Regions from separate parts of the Homo sapiens genome. Here regions 2 and 3 are each linked to region 1. The links are chromatin loops, found by intact Hi-C in ENCODE. Cell type or tissue: PC-3. All regions are shown on one strand. Region 1 has its middle 140 kb from the start of PTGR3. Region 2 overlaps ZNF407 (zinc finger protein 407). Region 3 overlaps ZNF407 (zinc finger protein 407).

What was found. Hi-C counts contacts between places; a loop is a spot of excess contacts. Peaks named below come from ENCODE experiments on the same cell type or tissue, not always from the same donor. Only the 100,000 strongest peaks of a DNase experiment are listed, where the experiment ranks them.
Region 2: it touches region 1 in a loop (6-fold over the local background); 4 of 110 quality-filtered maps call a loop at or near these places.
Region 3: it touches region 1 in a loop (7-fold over the local background); 7 of 110 quality-filtered maps call a loop at or near these places.

The regions. Positions count from the first base shown.
Region 1 is chr18:75,066,819-75,074,818 of GRCh38, forward strand. No RefSeq gene overlaps it. Among named protein-coding and RNA genes, the nearest start is that of PTGR3, 140 kb to the right of the region's middle. RefSeq lists enhancers at 3,501-4,700, 3,561-4,061, 4,350-4,499, 5,780-6,280, 6,281-6,781. In PC-3, no CTCF peak of the experiment used is centred here; a DNase peak (open chromatin) is centred at 4,213; H3K4me3 peaks cover 1,590 bases; H3K27ac peaks cover 2,015 bases.
Region 2 is chr18:74,946,425-74,954,424 of GRCh38, forward strand. All of the region lies in intron 8 of ZNF407 (zinc finger protein 407), which reads left to right. Among named protein-coding and RNA genes, the nearest start is that of PTGR3, 260 kb to the right of the region's middle. In PC-3, no CTCF peak of the experiment used is centred here; a DNase peak (open chromatin) is centred at 4,977; H3K27ac peaks cover 3,096 bases.
Region 3 is chr18:74,891,890-74,899,889 of GRCh38, forward strand. The region is part of intron 7 of ZNF407 (zinc finger protein 407); the gene reads left to right. Among named protein-coding and RNA genes, the nearest start is that of ZNF407, 300 kb to the left of the region's middle. In PC-3, a CTCF peak has its summit at 4,699; DNase peaks (open chromatin) are centred at 4,712, 6,282 and 7,282; H3K4me3 peaks cover 418 bases; H3K27ac peaks cover 2,138 bases.

The DNA.
Region 1 (8,000 bases):
TTGTGAGCAAGGGACATTCATTGTGGCATGGATTGTCTATAAAAAAGACAAGCAAGCTGATAGCTTTCCTTGTGACTTTTGCCAGAGAATATGACAGAACTTCAAAGTTTTTTTTTTTTTAAGGCAAATGAAATATTTACTTGGAGACTAATCCAGAAAGGCCACTTTTGTATTAAGCTGCAGCCAATTAAACGACAGAGCCTCAAGGACGTCTGGCATGCAAGGAAGACCAGACCGCCTGAGGCAGCAGATAGTAATGGTTTAGACCTCAGCTTCCATGGCGGAAGTCGAGCAGTGCTCTCTGTATATGCTGGAGAGTTACAAAGCAAGACAGCAGTTTCCAGAAAAAGGAAGTTGTAGCCACTTGAGGTCACGTTCATGAAACAGAATCAAACCTGCGTCGTTCCGGGATGCCCCAGGCCTCACCAAGCAGTGGATGTGGAAGAAGCAGGGGAAGATGCTCTCCTAAAATATGTCCCATGCACCGCAGAACAAGCAGGCAAGCTCACGTCACCTGATACAGAGATCCTTTTCGCCACGTGGTTTGCTTTGAAGTACCAAGTGAATGTGCCCAGGTTCTATGAGTGCAGCGCTGGAAGCTCCACTGCCCTTTACAAGGTTCTATGAGCGCGGGGCTGGAAGCTCCACTGCCCTTTACAAGGTTCTATGAGCGCGGGGCTGGAAGCTCCACTGCCCTTTACAAGGTTCTATGAGCGCGGGGCTGGAAGCTCCACTGCCCTTTACAAGGTTCTATGAGCGCGGGGCTGGAAGCTCCACTGCCCTTTACAAGGTTCTATGAGTGTGGAGCTGGAAACTCCACTGCCCTTTACAAGCTTCTATGAGTGCAGGGCTGGAAACTCCACTGCCATTTATAAGCTCTGTTCAGAAATGGGACCGCAGAGTATCACAGAAAAACCAGAGCTGGACAGTAGTTGCACAGGTAAAACCCAGATTTTATTCAGGAAAATGTCAGTAGGGGAAAAAAGACCTGGGCACAGAACTGGGCTCGGTTCTGAATACAGGAGCAAGCGAAGGTTTACAGCCAAGAAGTTGTGGGGGCAGGCACTGGTGGATGGAAGATGACTAAAAGGACGCAGGGGGAAGGGGAGCGGGCACTGGTGGATGGAAGATGGCTAAAGGGACGCACTGGTGGTTGGAAGATGACTAAAAGGGCGCACAGGGAAGGGGAGCGGGCACTGGTGGATAGAAGATGGCTAAAAGTACGCACAGGGAAGGGGAGCAGGCACTGGTGGATGGAAGATGGCTAAAAGGACGCACGGGGAAGGGGATTATGCCCAAGCCCACAGGACTGGATTCTTGCTGAAGCGAGGCCAGGGCCGTCAGATTCCACCTGAGGCGGAGGGGGCGTGATAGGATAAGGAACCTGGTTAGATCTTATGAGTGAGCAGACATGGAGGGTTAAGGTTAGAGTTCTCGCCAGGATTTCTGGCTAAACCGATTTGGCAGGGTTCTTGCTGAAACTAGATTTTACAAGGAAGTGCACAGATGGGAAAGTTCAGTCAACCAAAGCTCTGTCAAAAGTCCTAGGAGGTGGACGGGGAGGAATCCCGGTCATCTCTACCCAAGTCCCGGTCTCTCTACCCTATTCTCTCGTGGGGCACAGCAAGGCCTCCGCAGGGCCAGGCAGCCCCAGCCCACCTCTGCTGTAAGAAGCAAGGGGCTGCTCCCCACATGGCATTTGTGTCTCGGTCCTACCGAACTTCTTTTTCCTGAACAAAAGATAAAATGATGGCATAAGGAAAGCATCCAAGAACCAGCTTGGATTTCTAACCCAGAGCTGGTTCTAGGAAGAGAATTAGGGAACAAGAAAGGTCATTCATTTAGCAAACTAAAAATCTGTAAGTTTTCACTTCTTTGGCTGTTTAATATTAGCCCATAATTTAAGAGAGCACACAGCTCACTTAAGCAACCTCCTCCTGTTCCATCTTGTTGAAGAATACAATTCGTTTTCTCCTCCTCTAGGGTGATATCATTTTACATGAAGAAAAAAGTTCTCTCGGATGGCAGTTATACGTTTCGGAAGCACCTTCTAATCAGGGATGGGTGATTCATTATTAGCTTCAGCAGGCGATCCATCTGACATGTAAGGGGAAAAAATTAGCAGCTGTCACGGCATGATGAGTTAATTTCCTGATGGGCCTGACACCGAAAAGCCATTTGGAGACATGGCAGAGGCTGACAAGAAAACCTGGCGCTGCTTTATAATTGGAGATAAAGAAAGGGCAGAGAAACAGGCCGAGGATGGCCCCCAGGTCTGCAGGCTGGGGGGTGCCTGTGAGCTCTGCGTGGTCGTGGCTATGGCCTGAGGCCGTGGCCCTGGCTGGCTGTGTCCAGGTCCGGGGTGGTCGCCACTGCTCCCTCTGGGATGAGAGTGGCCCGGGGCCTGGCATTCTCCCCAAGAGGCAGAGCGTGCCTGCTGGCCTCCTTTCCATGGTCACCTTGGCGATTTTCATAACTGGAGCTCAGGATTCCCATTGTGGGATGACTTTTCATCACTATGAGAAAGTAACCCATTAAGTAAATACCATGGAAACCCAGGCAGGCGGGAGTGGTGGGCCTGGGGCAGCAGGCGGGATTCAGTCTGGCTTCCCTCGCCCCCCGCCTTCAGCTGCACCTCCACAGGGCATCCATTGCAAACCCAACAAGATGAAAAAAACACTGTAAGAAATATCCTGAAGATGGAAATTAGAGAAATCAGCATTATGAAGCCAGCTTTGAAATACCAGGCTGGATGTGCTGGTCTTCACTGGGTGAAGGAGGTATCTGCTGAAGGCTTAGCATGTGGGCTTCTAGAATCCAGGCCCCACGTCTGGACCCTGAAACCCTCTGGTGAGAAAACAAAGAGGCCCAGCCCGTTACAGGCTGGGACACGTCGATGACTCTTGGCTTTCTTGGACTCTGGATCTGTAAAATCGACAAGGCAGAGGTGGGTCTTGAACCTCATGTTTGAGAAGTAAGCATGAGGGAAAGAACCTTCCACCCAAATGCCTACACCCTGCAGTCAGGACACAACTCTGCTTTTCTCTAGGCTGGACTCGAAGGATGCCCCCCTAAAGAGCTCACCAGCTGGAGACAGAAGACAGCCGTGGTCACAAAGCCCATTACCAGAATTAAATAAATCCGTTCTAAATCTCCCAGGCAAAGAATCATTTACTTCCTCCATGGCCCTGCATTTTCAATACCTTTTAATAAATTCTTTTAAAATGACCTAATTTCAACATGGCTTTCAACTTCATAAAAAGACAATTTATAACCAGGATAAACATGAACCTAGGACATGCCATTTCAGTCCTCTCCAGGATCTCACGTTACGCTTCAAATAACTTTTTAAGTGGAAGAATAAAAACCAACACAAAGTCAAGGTTTGTTTTTTAATTTCCACATTGAGCTCTGGTTTGAGCCTGAGCTTTCCAAGGCTGATCTGGGCTCCCTGCTTGTCCCGCCGGCGTCGGGCCCCTCCTGTGCAGGAAGCCGTCAGGGAGCCCCAGTTAGGAAGGGATCTCCCAGAGCAGGGCCACCTCTGTCCTCGCCTCCACTGCGCCACAGAGCCCCAGCAAATCTGCAGAGCTATCATGACTGATCTGTAAATAGGGCCATAACCCACGAATACAGTCTACCCCCAGTCTGGGCTCCCCTCTTTCACCTGTGCTCCTGCCGCAGTTGAAGGAGATAGAAGACGTTTTCATATCAGGATTGCAACATACGGCCCGTGGGAGAGGATGGTGATCCTAACCTATGCCTGGAAACGACGCTGCGAGTGACTTTTCTGGTAAGGGTCGGGACTCACAGTGATTGTCCAACGCGCAGTCTCTCACCCGTATTCAGAATGTCCTGGGAAACAGGCGGGGCTCTGGCTACGAGGCCACATATGTCCCACCTCCCCTGACCCCCCGCATGTCACAGGGCTCAGGTGCCTTTTCCTTTATCTCTAATTCCAGCTGTAAGCTCATGCCCCTGCACACAGCCTCTGCGTGTTCATCTTCAGGCCCTGAGCTTCTTGTGCAGCTAGGTAGGCGCTCAGCAAGTTACTTTAAATGGGTGGATAAATACATGGATTGTCAATTCGTCATCAGTTTTTCCTGTTTGCTTACTCACCTTCCTCTCTGTTGGTTTAGTCATAATGTTCTCAAATAACAAAAGCCTTTGGCAGGAATTGAATCAGATGAATGCACCGTGAACACACTGTCTTTTGGTCACGCTGGTTCAGAGCACGTCCCTCTACCTACTTCCACCTTTTTCAAAAACATTTCTTGATGAGCAGGGCCCTGAGACCAAACTTCACGGCAGACGCTGGATCTGAGTCACACTGTCTTGTCATGTGTGGTCAGGTGACCTGCAGCTTCCACCAGCAGGAAGAGATGCTGGGAGAGGATTTCCTCTTCACTCGCAGTCATCGTCATCTGAAGGGAAGCCTGCAAGTTCGTTCTGTTTCTAGTAAGATTTGTCTTTGCTTATGTCCTGGCTTCTTCCTCGCCCTGCAGACTTGGGCCAGTGCTGTTCACTGCACAGTTATTCTTTCCTCGACGTGCCGTGCAGAGAAGGCTGGTGTTTTGGGTAGTCTTGAACAATGGGGACTTCCTCTTCTCTAGAGAGAGCTCTTTGACTATAGGCAGGAAATGCTGCACGGGAGCCTGGTTAGCAGGGGTGCTGTGGGCCCCGGGCTGCAGGGCCTGCTATGCATGCAGCAGCATCTCGTGACGGGTCATCTCCTGGTGCGTCCTGTGATGAAGCAGGTGCGCCACAAGCCAGAGAGGAGCACCAGAGGGGAAAATAACACCCTGTCCATCTGACTGCAGAAGGCATGCCCCTCACATCTCCGTGCCTCTGCAATCGAGACACAGCGAGAGTGTCTCAGATGTAACGAATACCATAAATCTGTGTAAAGCAAGTCCTGGGGGAAGAAGAAGTATGGGGTCTCCCTTGGAAAGGACAACAAATATGCCACAGAATGGCACCCAGCACCCCTGAGGTGAGCCCAGCAGGCTGTGGACGGTGCTGAATTTCCAGTTACTTCTTAAGGCCTAAAGAAGATGGCTCAGCATGCTCCTGGCCTCTAATGCATTTGGAGTGGGGCAAAACACACACCTTCTCAGTGAGAGGGACTCAAGAGGTCCCAGAGGTGCAATCCTAAAATGGACAGGCTGCTCTTGGAGAAAAGGCGCCCTCCAGGCCTGGAAGACTCTAGCAGAGGCTGGTGGGCTCGATAGAGACACACAGTCTAGAAGGGCGTCCTCGCCGGGCCCGCCTGGCCCTGGGGCCACCAGGGCGTGTTCTGCAGTTCTGGGAAGCGGATCTGCTGACTGGGTCCTGAGCTGAGAACCGTGACTTCATTCCAGGCCTTCGATTTTATGAATAAGAGCTGGCCTCGAACTGCTGTGATGTCAGAGGAGTCACCTGTGCATCCTGAGGCTAGTGGGTCCTCTACAGAGTGAAGGCTGAGAATAGATAGACCCTAATATTAACACCAGCTCTAAGCCCTTTGATGATGTGAACAAGTCTCAGCGAGTGTCCGTGAATTGTTGAAGGAGAGTATCAGAAAGACAACACGGTCTGGACGTGGCAGTGATGGCAAAGTGTCCCCAAAGAAGCTGAAATCCATATAAGGTGGCCTTCTGACAGGTGCGTAGCGAGTCTTAGTTACATTGAGGGCAGAACGTCTCCCAGAGCAGCGAGCGTGGACTGTAACCTGACTGAACACATTCAGGAACCTGGAGAGAGGACGCCAGAGCCCGTGGGTGGCCGTGGGAGGACAGGGGAAGGAAGGCTTAGAGAAGCAGCCGCAGACGCTCACGGCAGGGCCGTGCAGGCAGAGGCATGTGGCCGAGGCCCCCACACTCCCTGCACGGAGAGGCTCCCAGCAGCCCAGTCCTCTGCCCTGGGGGTCCTCAGCCAGGTGGCCTGGCCCCAGGGGACAAGTGGCCATGTCTGGGTTGCCACAACTAGATGTGTGGTGGGTGGAGGCCAGGCCACTGCTGAGCCCTACGGTGCCCGGGATGACACAGCCCCTGTGCACCAGAGTCCGGGGAGACCCGCCCCAGGTCCCTGCCGCCTATGTGCCCTCATCTGGGCTGGCTGTGTCACTGGGCGCCTCCAGTAAGAATGTGTGGCTCTATGTCTAATGCAGAAATCAGCTGGCCTGCTGGCATTAGCTCCACTCCTCTGAGGGAAGGAGAGAACTGGGATTCGCTGCACACCAGGGTAACGCATCCCCGCCTGGGCGCACTTGCACGGCCAGGTGAAACCCTGGATATGGGGAGGCTGGTGGGCCACATGCCGTCTCCTGGGGCCTTCAGGTCGCACCCTCTGGTGGTGGGAGGTGAAGGCGACCGCCCCACCCATGCCCAGGAGAAGCTGGGGAGCTGGGCTGCAGGACGAAGTGAGTCCAAGCTGTGCCCCAGCCCGGGCTGCTCGTTAGGGTTGTGACACACACCGCTGTCACTCCTGTTGAAGATGGAGCCTGGCAGAGGGAAGGGGAGTCCCTCCTGGAACCTGAGGGGACAGAGAATGAAGCAAGGGGTGAAGGCCCGACCTCCTCCCAGCAGCATGGAGCGTGGCAGGGTGGCCTTCGCAGGGTCCAGCCTGATGGGGCCAAGGCCCCAGGACCCTCTGTGGCTCATACCACATACATCTGTGTTTCGTTTCTGTTAAGCCAGTGACACATCCCAGCTCTTTATCCAGAGGAAACCCAAGCAGGCTACCAAGAAGGAGGAAGATCACTCGGTCCTGTGCCGTCAGGTTCCAAACATGACAGCACACAGCCATGAAGCCCTGCCCCATTCAGCCAGCCCTGTGCAAAGCTTTCCAGATACATGACCTTCCCTACTGCCTCCTGAACCCCACGGGACATGTGGCATTAGCCACACTTACAGAGCCTCAGAAAGGCTAAGCAGCTCGCCCAGTGACACACAGTGGAGGTGACAGGGCCCCATCCCCAGCTTTAGGTCACGGCTTCCCTCCTCACTCATACGAACAGCGGACACCACATAGAACAGAGGCGCCAGGCCCTGCCCGAAGTGCTTTAATGCATGATGTGCTTCAGCTCTGTGTCCCCACCCAAATCTCATCTGGAATTGTAATCCCCAGGTGTTGAGGGAGAGGCCTGGTGGGAGTGGAGGGAGAGGCCTGGTGGGAGGTGATTGACTCATGGGGGCGGTTTCCCCCATGCTGTTCTCGTGATAGTGAGTGAGCTCTCACAAGATCTGGTGGTTTTATAAGGGGCTCTTTCCCCTTTGCTTTCTCTTCTCTCTCTCCTGCCACCATGTGAAGATGGTCCTTGCTTCCCCTTTGCCTTCTGCCATAACTGTAAGTTTCCTGAGGCCTCCCCAGCCATGTGGAAATGTGAGTCAATTAAACCTTTTTCCCAGTCTTGGGTATTTCTTTATACCAGGGTGAAAATGGACTAATACAATGCACAACTCACTTCAGGCCCCAACAAGTTTCTGAGCTCAGCGCTGTGGATATGGACCCATTTTACAGATGAGTGGGACAGGGAGGCAGGCCCCTCACCGGGTCCCACATTCATAATGGCCAAAGAAGCCCTTGAGCCTGGTGGTCCTGCCCGAGACATCTCCCCATCTCTGTGCCAGAGGCCTTTCAGAACATGTGGCTCTCGGGTTCGTTGGTCGGTGATGAGGGCTCATCTCACTCTGAGCCTCGGCCACCCTCCAATGAGGTCTCCTTCCACTTCCTGCCACTATTTTCTCTTTTGTCTGGGACGTTCCCTGATTTCCTTTCCCATCTGGTGCATTTGCATGAGTCCTCAAGGCATCCTCCAGCCCTGGTGTTTGTGTGCAGTGAACTGACTGGGCTGTGTGCCTCCCACCCTGGGGGACAGGTCATGGTCACTAAAAGTGACAGAAGGATGAGCCTGAAAAATGTCCAGCCCTATTCAGAATAGAAGAGAAAGGCCTGTGACCACTTCTACAAACTCAAAATTGACACACAGATGTCAGGACAAGACTCACAGCTGGGGCTGAGTC
Region 2 (8,000 bases), 120 kb before region 1:
ATGTTTGATTTTGATTTTTAGTAATCAAATTAACCCTTTTAAAATGTACTTTATTTTGTAAATTGTTAAAAAAATGAATCACAGGGGAGAAAATATTTTGACCACACTTTACAGTGATTCATTTGTCTGTTTACTTTGTGCATGTTTTAGTTCAAAATCAACAATTATAGTTGAAAACATTAATATATATTTTAGAACAATTTATATTTGTCTTTCTTTTTTCTTTCTTAGATTGAAACTGAAAACTGACCATGATTTGAATGATTTGATTTGCATTAAAAATTAAATATAAGAAAAAACTAAGCATAAATGTGGCAGATAAAACAGATTTTTTAAAGTAAATATAATGACAACATATCTTGGGAAATAATGATTAAAATAACATGACAGTCATAAGCTTTATCTTTGAACAGCTGATCATGCTGCTTTGAGGATGTGACTGTTTCAGTACATTTTACTGAATTCCTTTTAGAGGAGTTTAATCATATGAACTGATAGACTTTCTGGTTAATACTATTAGAGTTCTCAAATAAGATTTCTTTTTAATGGAAAAAAGCATTTTTCTTTTGGTCATTGAAGTGAGGGTTTCTAGTCTGTGTGGTTTATCTTGTCAATTTGACTAGTAGAAGAAACAGGTCATTGTGGAGAAACCTAACAGATGACCGCCTCCTGTTCCACACCAGACTATGCTGAAACCGTTCAGTTCACCAAGAAATTACCCTATTTTTTCTCCTTTTTATTTGCATAATCTTAGAAAAAGGACAAAAGCAATTTTGTGGGGTTTTCTAACAAGGCTCTTTTATGTAGTTTGCTTCCTCCCCTCCGCCCAGTGAATAGTATTACCTGATTTTAGCTGAAATGATTCCTGGTTTCATTTGACCTGGGAGAAATAAAAATATTATGAAGTAAGAGGGCCCAAGTTCATGATGTTTTCCATGCCACCTTCAGCTGAGCTGCTTCTTACTTGCACCTAAATTGGGAATTTCAAAGTATCATTTTTGGTAGTGCTGAATTTGGCAGGGTACATAAAGAACTTCAGTGGAGTGGGATGTGAAACGGCATCATTTAAATTAAAAAATAAATTTTAGGACGTGAAAGTAACGGAAGCTCAAGTCAGGCTGCAGCAGCAAAATGCAGGTTCTAGTGCACACTGAGCGCCTGCCAGAGAACAAAACATCGGCTGCTCTCTCCCCTCGGAGGGAGGAGGCATCACACTAGCGTCCCAGGTACCAGTGCTGTCATCCTGGCAACGGTGCCAAGATCAGAGTCAGCCTCACTCAACTGATAAAAGCCCTGTACAGACAAACAGGTAGGCAGGACCTGTGCGTGTAGCCCACCATTTTCCTTCAATGAAAGTGAAGCGCTAAGCCTCTGTCTTTCAAAGAACAGTGGGCTTTCTCCCTGCGCCTTTTGTTTCTACTTACTTCCTCTCATTTCTTTTCTCCATTTCTTATGACCTCTCAGCTCCCTCTCCTTTTTATTGTCTTTTACACAAGAACACAGAAAAGTGCTGTAAATTCACACCTTCAAAACCAAGGGTCAAAGAGAAAATGACTTCAGAGGTAAAATAATTAAGCATCAAACACAACAGCAGAACCCAGGATACTTGTCTCCGGGCCTTCATTGGGCAGGAGCCTGTGGAAAGTAGGAGCTGCTGATCACCATTTGAAAGAAGGTATCTTTGTCTCTTATAGAGGCTACTATTCTGTTCTGCTTGCTGCGTCTGTTAGCTTATATTGCTTTAACTACTCAGAAGAGCAAATTCTTTTCATCATCCTTTGTACAGCGATTGTCTTTAATGGGAGCTTTTGCTCAGTAGCGGCTTTTTTCACTTTATGTGCCATGGGAGTATCATATCTTACTGTTATTTATTGTAACCTGCTGCTCGTTAATACAAGTTGTCCACTGACATTCACCTGAGCTTAGTCTTCATTACTGAGACTGCTCCGTCTATTTGTAAAACAACATGTTCCAGATTGCTAGTTTTTAGCTGACTTTTTTCCCTCATTTCTTACACAAAGCTCTGTGTAAAAGACAATAAGTATCCATAGACATCAGCTTTGCAGTTTCGATTCTATGGAAATCATGAGTCTAGTTCTGAATTCTAATGCAGTAAATGTTGAATCCCCGACACTACCAAGTTAATTTATCATTTTTACATGTGATTCTGAAATATTTTTATCTGTATTGAAAATTATATTTCTTAAAAAAATAATTCTCTCTCATCACATCCATATGACATCAATCCTAAGGAAAGATCAAGTTTACCTTTTAGGAGAAAGAGGACAGATATTTAAGAAAATATGCTGGGAGTTTAAAATAAGCTTGTGTAAGAATGCTATGTAAAAATACAGATAACTAATTAGAAATTAGAGAAAACAACAGTTAGAATGTCTGGCCTTAAAATAAGATTTCAAATTAGAGTTAATGTATTCCAAAAATAAAAGTCAGAAATAAAGAAGAAATACTAGAACTTTTAAGGTGTTTTATATAAAGGTTTCATTTCAGTATGCAAATTAGACAGCACACTAGTGTGTAAAAAGAAAGGACAATCTAAAGCTTGGGAAGCAAACTGTGGAAAAATCAAGGAAGTCTACAGCCAGCCATGGTGTCCACTTACAAAAACAAACAGAGAAGAACGCGAAGAAAACTAGAAATGGAATTGTGTGGCTAATAGGGCAAGAAAATTTGAGATAGTACAGAAGAAACTATTTATGATATTTTCAGTAGGTACATTTCTTTCTGACAAACACACATTTGAAATAAATATTTATAATGAATGGTTGGAAATTTGTAAAAAGTAGAGGCATATTAGCAAATGAAAAGCCCTTCGAACTATGAGCTAGTGGGTCTGGAACCCAGGCATTTTGCTCATGGTCAGGATTCAGGGGAATCACTTAACCTCACTGTACTTAAGTTTCCTTGAATACGAAATGAAAGAAACAACTTTATATTAATAGATGAGCTTGCTGGCTCTTCCTGCTGTCATACACGATAATTCTGTAAAATTACAAATAATGCTAGATCACAACCCTAATCTCCTGGTAATCTCTTTCATGGTTTTCATTTGTTCACGTCTTTGAGATTATGAGGAAAGCAAAATCCCTGTTACTGAAATATCAATACTTTCCTCAAAATCCCTGTTAGTAAAATATCAGTACTTTTCTGAAAGGTGGCCCACACTTTTGAGGGAATTAGAGGGAGGGTTTCTGAATTCCCAGGTTAAGAAGACCTGATATAGACAAGTAAAGAACAAAGCCTGAATCCTTAAAGGTTATTTTTTACAGGAGATTGGGGGTGCTTCTGTGGATAAGCAGTGGTATTCCCTGCTGCTGAATAGATGGCATGACTCTGCCGAGGTGCCACAGTCTCCAGACCTCTCTGAAATAGGAAGGTCAACACAAGGGCAGGCACTCTCAGACCACAGCTGAAACCCACAGCCTGTTTGATATGACCTAGTCCCTCTTGGATTCAATTCAGAGAATTAAAATGTTCAAGAAAAAACAATACTGATAGATTCTTTTTAACCCCCCACTGGCTATGGTTAAGCTGATGGCTCCAGATGACCATCCTGGCTAATATTGCCTTCCCAGCAGCAGTAGAAGAGTGTTTGAGGCCAAATGGGAAATGGGTGGTGGAAGCACTGAATGGCCATAAGACATCCACTGAATGCCAGCTGCATACAGCAGGCAGGAGGACAGTGCTCCAGAGTCCTCTTCAGAAGCCAGTGGTGCCCAAGAAGGGCTGACTGACAATGATCTTGGAAATGTCCAGCTCACGTCTTCCAAAGCTGCCTGCTGCCGATCCAAACGCTTCAATATGTGGCTGCAAGAAAATGATTTAACTGCAACTTCCTTGATTCCTACCTACCACACTTAATGCTTACATATTTTAAAATAGTAAGCAATTAGGTAATTCACAAGATGGAAAAATCAATGCAGTCTTAGTAGGTCCTCAATGAATTGTGGCTCTTGTTTTCATTATTTCTGCTGCTCACATGGAGGTCAATGCCCTCTTGAACAGTAGCATAGACCTTATTTAGAAGTCTCATTTATCAAGGTATGAAAACTTACAAGCAGGGCTGAGGTAGAAAGAAAGTGTTGTTTTGATGCTGATTTCCTCTTATCCAAGGAAGGAGAAAGTTTGGGTCACTGATACAATTGTTCTACCGTTACAGATACCTAAAAATCTTGTTTGCTTTAATCTTCAACAAAATCATTACGATAACATTGCCACTTCTGTAAATGAAAGCTTCTGTAGGGCATTTCCTGCCTGTCTGTTTTGCTGCGCGTTAAGAAGCTTTGGAATTAAGTTCTCTCTAAACCCAGGGAGGTCTCCCATTTTCTTGCTAATGGGAATACTCCCAACACACATGCTTCATGCTCTCTCACCTGACTCTCCAGGGTTTTCATACTTTTAACAGGATATGGTTTTTAATGAGGCTTCTAGAAGCTTTAGAAACTTCTTTAATGATTTTGTTTTGACCTTTTGCTACTGCCTTTACTGGGACCGAATTGATTGTCTCAACTGAAAATTTGCTGCCAAAATTTGGATTTTAATATTTTCAGATGCAACTTTTTTTTTCCTTTTGTTGATTCTGGAATGGGCACATATTAAATATTACAATGAAGAATAATAGTCTTAGTTCCCTTCATGTGGTAGCAGGGCAGCACACAAGAGTCTAAATAACTTCTCTATTATGACCACTACTACTGTGATACCCCCAGTGCCTCCAAATGTTCAAATGTACTGAACTTTTCTTTTTTCTCTATGATACAGACATTTTAAATAGACGTAAGCAGAACATGTTCACTGCACCAATTACTTGTAAACAGTGGAAATCCCCACAAGGCAATGAGAAGGGAAGGCAGGAGTAACAAAGGCTTGCCCTTGGTGTGGGGCCAAGCCCTTCACTTTCTCTCCTCCCTGTTCTTGGTTTCTTGACTCATTAAGTCAACATTGTCCCTCTGTTGATTTGCCTAAACTGTTTTGCACAGAGATCTTGTAGAAAATTGGCAAACTGCAGAACACTGAGCGTGAGTTCTCAGTACGTTCATGTTGACCCTTCTGCCTCTCACTGCCTCGTCTTCTCATTGATTGCATGCCTTTGACACACTGCTTTGCTGCTGCTTCCTTGATCATCATCATAGCATCCCTAGATTGCTTAACTACCAGAAAATAACCTTAAACATGGCATTTTTATTTCAAAATTATTTTATTTCCTCTGTTGTTGAGCTTCATATTTGCAGATTTATTCCCTCTTTGTATGTAGGTTTTAATCTAAATCATTAACTTTGATTCATTTTCATAGTCTGTGTGTTTTTTATGGGTATTAATTTTTAGAAATAACTTACTTTCTAAATGAAAAGTAAAATAAGATAATTTCTAAGATTATGATTTTTGGAATATTTAACAGATACACCAAAGTTAATTGGAGAATAAAACCATCATACAGAACAGGATCTGACAAAAAAAAAAACAGTAATTCTAGGAAACTTCTGATCGTACTTCATAGAGCAGATGAAAACATACTAAGTTAGAAATTAGAAAATACATACAAAGTAGTGATCCCTGGCACAGCTCTATGAAGTATTGCTAGAATAACTGCAAAGGTGTTGCAAGCAGTTTTCTCAGCTTCTGTCATTCAAAAGTAAGACCCCTGCCCCTTATTACTAATGAGGCATCAACAGTTATTGATCAGGAGCTTGGGAGGCAAGGAGAAGAAAATACTTGATTATTGCAAAGCAGTGACTAACTCATTAAAAATAAAAGGACTAGATAACTTAGCAGTGAATTTCCTCAAATTTATGATACTCTCTATGAACCTTTGGTAGCTAATGAGTATCTTGCAATTGGCCTGTGCTGGGCACTGTGCTCTATGCCATCCCTGATATTATCCCTTTAATCCCAACCACAGCCCCTGGTGCTGCGCTGTCATGCTCATGGAGAAGCACTTGGGCACAGGGAGTTTAGGAACTGGCCCAAGTTACCCACCTGTTTACTGCCAAATACTTGTCGAGCGCTTTCTGGGTAGCAGCCACTGTTCTAGATCCTGGAGACAGAGGCTAACCCTCAGGGAAAGATAGATGATAAGTAAATAAACTAACTACTGTGCATGGTAATGCCATGTTGGGAAAAGAGGCAGAAAGAGGAAGACAACCAGAGAGAATGGGAGCAGGAAGGGGCTGGACGATTGTGCATACAAGGTTAGGGAAAATCTCTCTTAAGAATAAGACTTTTAAAAAACAGTTTTATTGAGGCATAATTAACATAAAATAAATTGCACATATTTAAAGTGTACAGTGTGATGTGTTTTGACAGAAGTATAAACCCTTGAAACCATGGCCATAATTAAAATAATGAACACATCCCATTTCTCCCAGAAGTTGTGAGGAAATGGCAGATATCTGAATGAAGGGAAGGCCAGGGCCGTGAAAATGTGTTGGGAAGAGCACTGCCTGGAATGGTTGACGGAACACGAGGCCAACATGGACTTGGCAGAGCCGTTGGTGATGGAGCAGTGGGAGTGGAATGGAATATGGTCATTTGGGCTTGGAGTGAAGAGAGAAGTAAGGTAGACCACACAGGGCATGTAGAGATGTTTCTTCTGACTCTGACGGAAAGCCATAGAATGACGGTGAGCAAGAGAGGAGCCTACGTTGATTTGTTTTTTGCAAAAAGTCACTCTGGCTTCTAGGTGGAGAAAGGACTGCGTGGAAATGAGACGTCTTGGCAAGAGAGAGTGATCACTTGAATGAGGGTAGTGGAGGTGATGAAAATGGTTGGATTCAGGATGTCCTTGTCAAGGGGACATTGCTTGAGAGCTGGGGTCCGTCCAGGCTATCTGACTCCTCAGCCTGTGCTCTCGTCAGCTTGGCATGCCGCCTTCTGTGGTGGATAAAGACCATCAGTGCTGCAGGAGCAGCAACCAACGCCTTAATGTGTAGATTTTGTTATCTGTTTTTTTCTACTTTAATTTGGTGGCTTTGTACATCTGCCGTGTATGTCTGCTTACGTTGTATCATGGCCATCTTTTCTCTGCAGGCATCCTTAGTCGCCTTAACTTGGATTTTTTTAAACTTCCAGATTGCTAATTTCCCTTGTATTACATTTCATTCCTGATAGACATGCAGCTTCCTTGAGGAGGAGCTCCCTGCCTCTGTGTCCTGCCCCACACTCCGTAACGCTAGGCTTCGTTTAGAGAGGAGCTTTTCAACTCTTGTTAGATGTCCTAAATTGTACTTAATTGAAAATATGTAAATATAGTTGCATATAGAAATATAGAGGATTTGTTTCACTTCTCCTGACAATATGACCACAGCGTATACCACTACCTTTTACCAGCTGGCTGCAGACAGCCCCTTACTCCGATGTCATTGTGTAGACGGGAAATTTGTTTTTGATAGGCTTCACCACACCAGCAGGAATCTGGTCCATTAGGGAACTGTGGCTGGGCTGCTTTATTCTGGGAGAAAAGTTGAGACCCTAATGGGAGGCGAGAAAAAACAAAAGATAGGCTCAAAGTAAGGAGAAAAAGGGATAGTGTATGTTTTGTGTGTGTGCATGTGCGTGCACGTGGACACACACTTTTACATACCCACATAAATGTATTTTACACATATTTTAGTCATTGTGGTACCTCAATTGACTTAATTTCTATTGACTTTTCCAATATTAATATGTTCAATATTTTATAACAAAATTTAATGCTTTCTAAAGGGAAAGAGGCCAGTTTCAATATTAATGCCAATTAGAAAAGCATTTTTTGATCATTTGGCTCACTTAAGATAATCTCAAAAACCAACTTACCCAGAAACAGTTACTTGGGAGAAACAGACAAAATGTTACTTCTGAGTAATTATTTTCAAAATAGATACTTGTGTTACTGTGATCTCTTTGTATACTATTGTTAATATATATCTTTAATCTATATCATAAATGACTATGATTAAATAGCTATATGATTATGTCAATACAGATATTATATTAAGCTTCTCTCC
Region 3 (8,000 bases), 170 kb before region 1:
TTTTTTGTTTCAGTATATATTTTATTTTTTATACTTAAAAAATTCTAAATACCTTTCCATGTCAATAATTATTCTCCTATATAACTACTTTGTAGTCTTCAAACTTTTATTTTTAAGTAGCAGGATTCTGATTTCAAACAAGATTATGTATAAAATTCCACAAATAAAACAGAGAAAAGTGTTATCTACCCACTTATAAGTAGATTTAATCATTATAATCTATATTTACTTATTGTAACATTAAAAATAGCACAAGACTGTTTTGACAAGCCACAAGTTTTTAAATAGGAGGAGTTGTTGATAACAATTGCCAATTAGCCGCAGCATCCAGTTTCTGTCTGCGTTTGGTATGAGCACAGCACAAGGGTGTCATGAGGAGTGCAAGCCATGTGGAGAACCTGGGCTCAGCACTCCTTAGCTGTGGGACCGCGGTCAAACTATCGAGTGAAATGCCACTTTCTGTTTTGTAAATTGTGGGTTCTTAGTGGACCAACCTCATAGGATTATGGTAAATATTAGGTGAGAAGCACTTTGAAGTCACCTAGAGAGAGTCGGCCACGTCAGTCGCTTGATGAGCGTCCGCCCTTGTTTTCACTGTCATCTCAGGTGAATGTTTCATCAGGGTTTCAGGTTTCCCCTCAACTTTCCATCTCAGGAGACTGCTCAACAAGTGAATGCAGGAGTGTCCATGTCCTGAAGGGCTTCAGTGTGTTAAAACGTTGTTTAGAATACCTGCCAATATGCTTTTCTTAAAAAACAGTTTTTGAAGTAGTTAAAAATTTATTAAATCCAAAAATCAATTTTTGGATAATTGCTGAGAATACAGCTTCAAAATGCCTAGTTTTTAAACCACTGTTTTGAAATGTAATTTTAATCTGTGCATGGCCCCAAGTTACATTGATGCACAATAATGAATTTATTAAGGCTTTAGACACATAGGCCGTTTTCAGGCTTTTACCCTGAAAATGCTCATGCCTAAGTCTGTGCATGTTCCAGATTTTTTAAAATGGCATTTCTAGAAGCACGATTTAAGGCTTTTGATAGTATGACTGGAAAGGTTGTGATTTTTTTTCCTCTGATCAGTACTGTGCTTTGGTAGATTCATTTATGCATACAAGTATTTCACAGTATTTCAGGTTTTCTTGGTTTGAAAATGTATTATACGTTTTACTAAGGTTGAGATCATATTACTCGTCCGTTATTCAAGTTATCTCCCTGAAATAGCCTCACTTCTGTTTAGGACCGCATTTGAGCCAGCTGGATCCCATCCATGTTATACCTCTGTCAGGTACTACATTTAAGAGGATGGTGTTTTCTAACTATATTGTTACTGTTCTATAAATAAAAGACTTATGACATTGAAATCCAGTGATAGCTACCAGATTTCCCTTTGAAATGCTTAATGTGCATTATAAAGGAGTAATTTTTAATCTTTATTTAAAACTTCGGAATAATTTGATTATTAATGAAAGTAAATGGTTTGAACACTTTCTGTTCCTGGGACAGCTTCACCATTCTGTGTACCTATGAATAGGCTTTCTTTTACTACTGAACAAAAGGCAAGTTCACCTTGACCGGGAGTATAAAAAATTTGCAAAAGTTTGAATACTTCTGAAGTGAGAGACTTCGAATGAAATATGGTTCGAACAGATATCTTTACTTTCTTGTTGATGTGATGAAAAAAAGATTTAAAAATGAGCAGATAGTTAAGTTTCTAAGGATTGTTTTTGTTGCGTACGATAGTAGGAACAGGATCCCATATCTGCCTCACATAAATGTATTTGTTCACAGCATAAATGAATTTGAATATGTATTATTTTCATAGATTTAATAAGTCTTTAAGATGATCACATATTTCCTAAGAAGAAAATTGTTTATTTTCATATTTATCTCACTGGTTTATTTTCATAATATTTTACTGTTCAAAATATTTAACTTCTAGTTTTATGTTTTTATTTGTATAATATCAATAGATAAAAATTATTCCTGTGGAGTATTCCTATATTTGCCATTATTAACACTTAATCTGCAGGCAGCTTACCATCATTAGAAACTGAAATATTATTTAAGTTTCATTTGAAAATGTATTTCTCATTTTATAAATTGAACATTAGTGGAGAAATACTAGTAGTTATAATTATTCATGAAAAATACAAATATAGATTTGTTTACAAAATAACTTTATAATTGGTCTTTTGAACCTGAGGCTATTTTTCAAGTTTGCATTATTAATTTAGGCAATGACATCTCATTCTATTTAAATGTAAACGTGTACCTCCTTCATTAGCTTTTACTGTCTAAAATATCCAAAAGTCTAATCCATTACAAATCAGTATATTCAATCATTACTCCAAAACTTTTTTGCCATTAGTTACTATTCGTTATAAATTCAAAGCACAAATTGGATTCATAGAACACTGGTCTAGAATATTATTTCTGTAGCAAATTCTTTAGATTTGTTTCTGCATTAAAATGAAAAAAAATAACATTTTTCTATGTTTTTATTTTTCTTTGTTACATGTCACCTCTGTATTAATGAGAATGAAATAGAAAAAAAATTAGTGTGTTATAGTAAGTAAACGTTGGAATAGCTTAAAATTCCTACTTTCCAAAACATAGGGTTTTTTAATATTGAACTACATTGTGTTTCACTCATCACATTGGCTTCCACATCAGAGTGGATGTGTTTCACTTCAGTGGCCTCAACTGGGCTTTTGTTTATGTGAAACTTATTTCTTCCATTTCTTCTCTATGATTTATAGGGGATATATAATAAATGCATATTAAACAGTAAAGCACTGATAAGTCATGAAAAGTAACACAGAAATACTACCTGTAGTATAAAAATATTAAGGATAACCCTACATTGCACTTTAAATGTTAATTTAGTAAATTGCAGAAAACTGAAATGGCAAGCCAGACTCTGACAGTTTTATCATCTGCATATTGTGTCTCTATTATTGAAATTGGGATAGCATCAGTGTTCCTTCAGACTAGTTTTGGCCAGAGTTTTCCTTAACTGTGTCACTTCCTTAGTACTTCTAACCTTACATACCCTTTTTAATTTTTTTTTAACTATCTACATCTTTCTCTATTTTTCTTTTTTATTCATTACTTGACATCATAACCCTGAGTAGAAAGTCTGTATCTCGTGGAGCAGAAGAATAGAATCTGCAGTCCCTGCCTCATATTGAAGATTTACCTCGTCATTTTGCTAAATTTGTTGGAAATACACTTTGGGTATTTTTCCCCCTACTTATGGCCGATATAGCTCTTAACCAGTGTTAATGACTTCTACAAAGTACTTTTTCATCTTAAGAGGTTTTTTTTTTTTCTTTTTTTGGTGAGGGGAAGTCAAAAGATATTTCAAGTAATATTGTAACTCAGATAGTGATGCTCAACTAGAAGTGTGCTTACATTTTGTAATAGTCTCCAGTGTCTCTTTGATTTCACATCTAAACATTTTGTTGAGTATTTCTAATCAAATTTCTCAAGTTCTTACATGTGTGACTGGCACAGGGCAAATTTGCTGTTCTTTACCACCATTTGATATATGTATCGACATCCTTGAAAATTTTTGCCAAACATACTTTTAATTTAATAGAATTTTGTCTGAACTTTGCATATTGCTGGAAGCATTTTTAAGGAAGTTTTAAGATGCAATGACAAAAAAAATTGTATTTATAATTTTCATTTCTCCTGAAAGTTGAGTTTAATTTTTTAAACATATATTTATCTAAAATATCTCAGTTATAAAACATGTTTTTCAGGTCATAGATAACAGTATACATTTCTATACAGTTTTCTTGTATAAACACTTTATGTTGATAATGCATAGCTAAGTAATAAGGCAAGCCTTCTTAGATACTGTGGCATTAAGAATTCAGTATACAATGGGATTCATTGTTCTGTTCTGCCACTTGTTTCAGCAGCCTCCTGAGTTAGGGCGACTCACTCCACAGGGAATAATTTTCTTCTTTTGGATAATCTCTTCAGAGACTTTCAGTTTTCCTTTTGCTTCCTGTGCAGGCTCATAGGCTGTACCACAAGAAGCAGTGGATAGAACAAATGTGGTTTTGCCCCTGAATACAGACAATGAGAAAAAATAGATCTTGATCTCTGTAGCAGTATATTGTATTTGCTGAGAGAAGTGAAATTATATATACCAAAATGAACAGTACACAATCTTCCAGAGAATCAGAGGTTTCATTTATTTCTTTTGGGTGATTTTGAAGTTCTTAAAGAATAAAGGGATCCCATAAAAATAATCAAAATGAAAATGTCTAGAATTAATATTAGATATAATTGAGATTTGAAGCAGTTTGATCAATGCCACAAACCTGGTTTGATCAGAACAGACTTTAAATCAAAACTATTTTTGTCATTTAAAGTACCAGTCAACACGTTTCCATTATGTCATTTACCTCAAGTCTATATGTCTTTATATTTTACTCTATTGTAACTGCCAATCTAGTCGATGGAATAAAAATACAAATGTCCCAGGCTGAAAGATTACTTTGAAAGCCTAAAATTCCAGTTACTTTCCAAACTTTTCTTAGGCTAATAATGATTCCAAGGCCTTCTTCAAATTGTGATGAATTTCTGGAAGACAAATGTGTCCCCTGAACTGTCTGTGCAGTGCTTGCTCCTGGTCAGATCGCCCCTTCCTGCTTGTCACCTGCACACAGTTCAGCCAGCCACAGGTAGATGTCAGTGTGGTGGCTGGTTTGCGAAACTGTTTTGTCCTGGCAAGCATAAAGATTGCTTTGAAAGGTTCTCCTAGCTTGTGTCATGATGACACTTTATACCGGTGTACTCCCTTTCACGTGGAGTAGAAGTTCCTGGCAAGTTTAGGTGGGATTTTTTTGAGGGGTTCCCTAACAAAATAAAATGAATGTCCTCTTAATTGTATCATCTGTTCAGGTGTTCTATAATGAAGTGTGAATGTTGTACTATGTGTTAATCTATTCTTCCTTTTTTTCTGACAATTCTTTGCAGCAGAACTTGAGTTCTTCCTGAATGAAATATTTCCTAGTTTTCTCTGCCCATTTCATTAGTGAATTTTATCTCATCAGTTCTAATTTTTTATTTGGTTTTGTATTTTGTATAATGTTTTTTATCTAGTGTTACTTTCATATTCAGCTTGCTTTATTCATAATTTTCTTTCTTGCCCTCTAACACACAAGTACATAGGCTTTTTAAAATTTTTGTTTTCAGCCTAAGAGGCTCTGTGCTGATATAGCACAAGCATTTACACTAGGTCTTTAGTTAACATTGTTAAATTTTATCTTAAAAAACAAAACAACCTTGTTTAAGTAAAAGATCTTACAAACTTGAAAACAAATAGATTCCATAGCATTAAAAATTATAAATTGGTTCACATGTCTTTAAAAGAAAAAGAATCAGAGATCCTACTTTTTGTTGATCAGTTACAAATAAGTTGCTTTGTTTGTTGATGTAGCTTAAATAGGCATTGGGATCACAGATTAATTAGAAGAGTCATTTTGAACACAAAGTGACCATGCATTCCGTCTGCTATCTCTTTAAGTAGAATCCAGATAAACATGTTTATTAAACCTGCTGTTGTTGAATCGCAAATCCAGTCATTATAAAAGGACCAAAGCTATCTTTGGGGATGGTCTTTCTACAAGGAATTACTATGGACAGTCCCTTGGGTAGTAGTTAGATATATCTGTATATATTGTGGAAGAAAGAAAGGCCTTAGAGATGAAAAAAATAGAAAATTTTTTTTTGGGCAATAGTCTCTTGCATAATAAGTTATTCCTTAGACACTAGAGCTATTATCAAACAACAAAACACTTTACTATGTAACTATCTATATCTTCCAGCAATAGAAGCTCATACAGTGTAGCTTATTAGGAAAACTCTCTAATCTCCAGGAGGAGCTGACAGAAGTCACCTATGCATCCCTACAGTGTGGGGTTGGATGTAGACTCAGCTGTGGATCTGAGAGAAAATAACCCAATTTTTGCAAGTACTATTGGTGGAAAATAGCAACGACAGAATAACTTTGAAGTATATAAAAGTTTGTACTTTATGTACAAATCAGTTTTCACTAATTTGGTCAGAGTGCTAAGATACTAGTTATTTCATTTTATTTTCAGCTTCTTTGTTTCCACATATTCTGAAATATTGCCTGTCTGGAGCCTGTAGAAAAAATGTGAAAGACAGAAAGACAAACTTTGAACATTTGGAAAATGGTGATGCCGTCGTTTTTATGAAGCAGAGGAAGACAGAGCAGCTTATGTATCAGCGTGTCTGACTCATTCCACTCCCTCTAGGCATAAGATGCTGCCTTCTGTGTGGTAGCATTTATTGTGTATATTTTGGCTCATCCCTAAGAATTTCTTTAAGACAATATTATATCTTTTATAAATTTTACATCTTTGTCTTCTTAATTAGGGAATGTAGCACAAATTTTTTGTTGGATTTTTTTTCCTATTCATATTATTTTCGTACTTAACTACATTTATTAGAAGTTCTAGAAAAAGAACTACTTCTGAGGTTTTGTTTTGTTTTGGTAAAACAATGTTGCACTGTTGCCAGCTGCAGAACTGCAAGTGAGCAATAATTCAAATAAATTAGAATTCCTTATTCAATAACGCAGTGTGTAACCTGATACTTTTCTCTGTGGAGAATTTTAACCTAATATTAATCTTTCCTCTTTAAACTTTAATCTCTTATTTTTAATTATTATGGCCTGAATCTTTGTAAACAACCTAGTCCTCATTTTGTATCTTTAATATTAGCTAGGGCACCATTTGGAGATCTCTGTGTAGGTCTTGAGTGTATGTTGATTAACTTGACATGGTATTTTCTTTCAGTACATTTTGTTTCTTCATCTTAAATTACAACTTTTAACACATACATGAAATGTCATAAAACAAGACTTTTTTCCATTGAGAGAAAACATAAATTTCAAATTTTGTGCTTAAATATGGAAATTAATATTTTGGATTGAAGTGTCTGGGGGGAAAAGTGGTTGACATTTGAATTTCATAAATTTGTTCCAATCTAAAAACCTCAGATATCTTTGAGTTAAAAGTTTAAGACTCTGTTCCACTCTGCACTCCCAAATTATACTTTTCCTTTGATTTCAAGTTCTCTTTTTCACTCGGACAAGCCTGGATTGTAGGTCACATGAGATTCTGTGGTAAAAGACAGCAGGAAGTCTGTGTGGGTTTCTCTCCACTGTCCATGCTGGATGATCTGTTTCCCTCCAAAAGCAGTAGGGAGCCAGTGGAGGATGTTGAGCAGGAAAATGACATAATCACACTTAACTTTGCAAAATCACTGGTGCAGTACAAATAATGAGTCAGAGAGGGATCCAACAGGAGACAGGAGACCATTTAAAAGACAATTGCAAAGGTACACGCAGAAAATCACCTTAAACTAATGCTGTGATGGAAGGGCAGAGAGTGGCAGGTGATGGGAAGGTGAACGAATGGATCTGTGGGCCCAGTGAATGGACTGAGGGGAGGGTGACAGAGAGCTGCACGCCATCCTTCGGGTGTGCTGGTCAGGGCTGCTGGGTGAGTGACCGTGCCAGTCAGGGAGGTCCTCTCTCCTGGAGGAGGATGTCCTTTAGGAAAAGGATGGTCTGGGATGAGCTGCTTATGAGATGCCCATGTGATGTCCAAATGAAACCAGGTCAATAGGTGTATAGTTCCATACTAATCTATGTGGAACTTGATGTGATTGATGTTTTCCTTGGAAAATGTGAAAAAGTGAAACAAGAAGAGAGGCAAATAGCCTGTATGGGAGACAGAGAAGCAGGCTCACAGACAGGGGAGGGACCTCCAGGAAAGAGAGGTGTCATACACCAAGCAAAGAGTGGGCGGCGTGCCAGGTGTTGATGAAATAGGAGAGTGCAGCCCGCCAGCCACAGCCACTGGGTCTCAGATTCTCTTGGGAAGACCCGTTTTAGTACAGTAGTGAGAACAGAAAACAGGTAAGTGGAGAGAAGTGCAGAAATGATA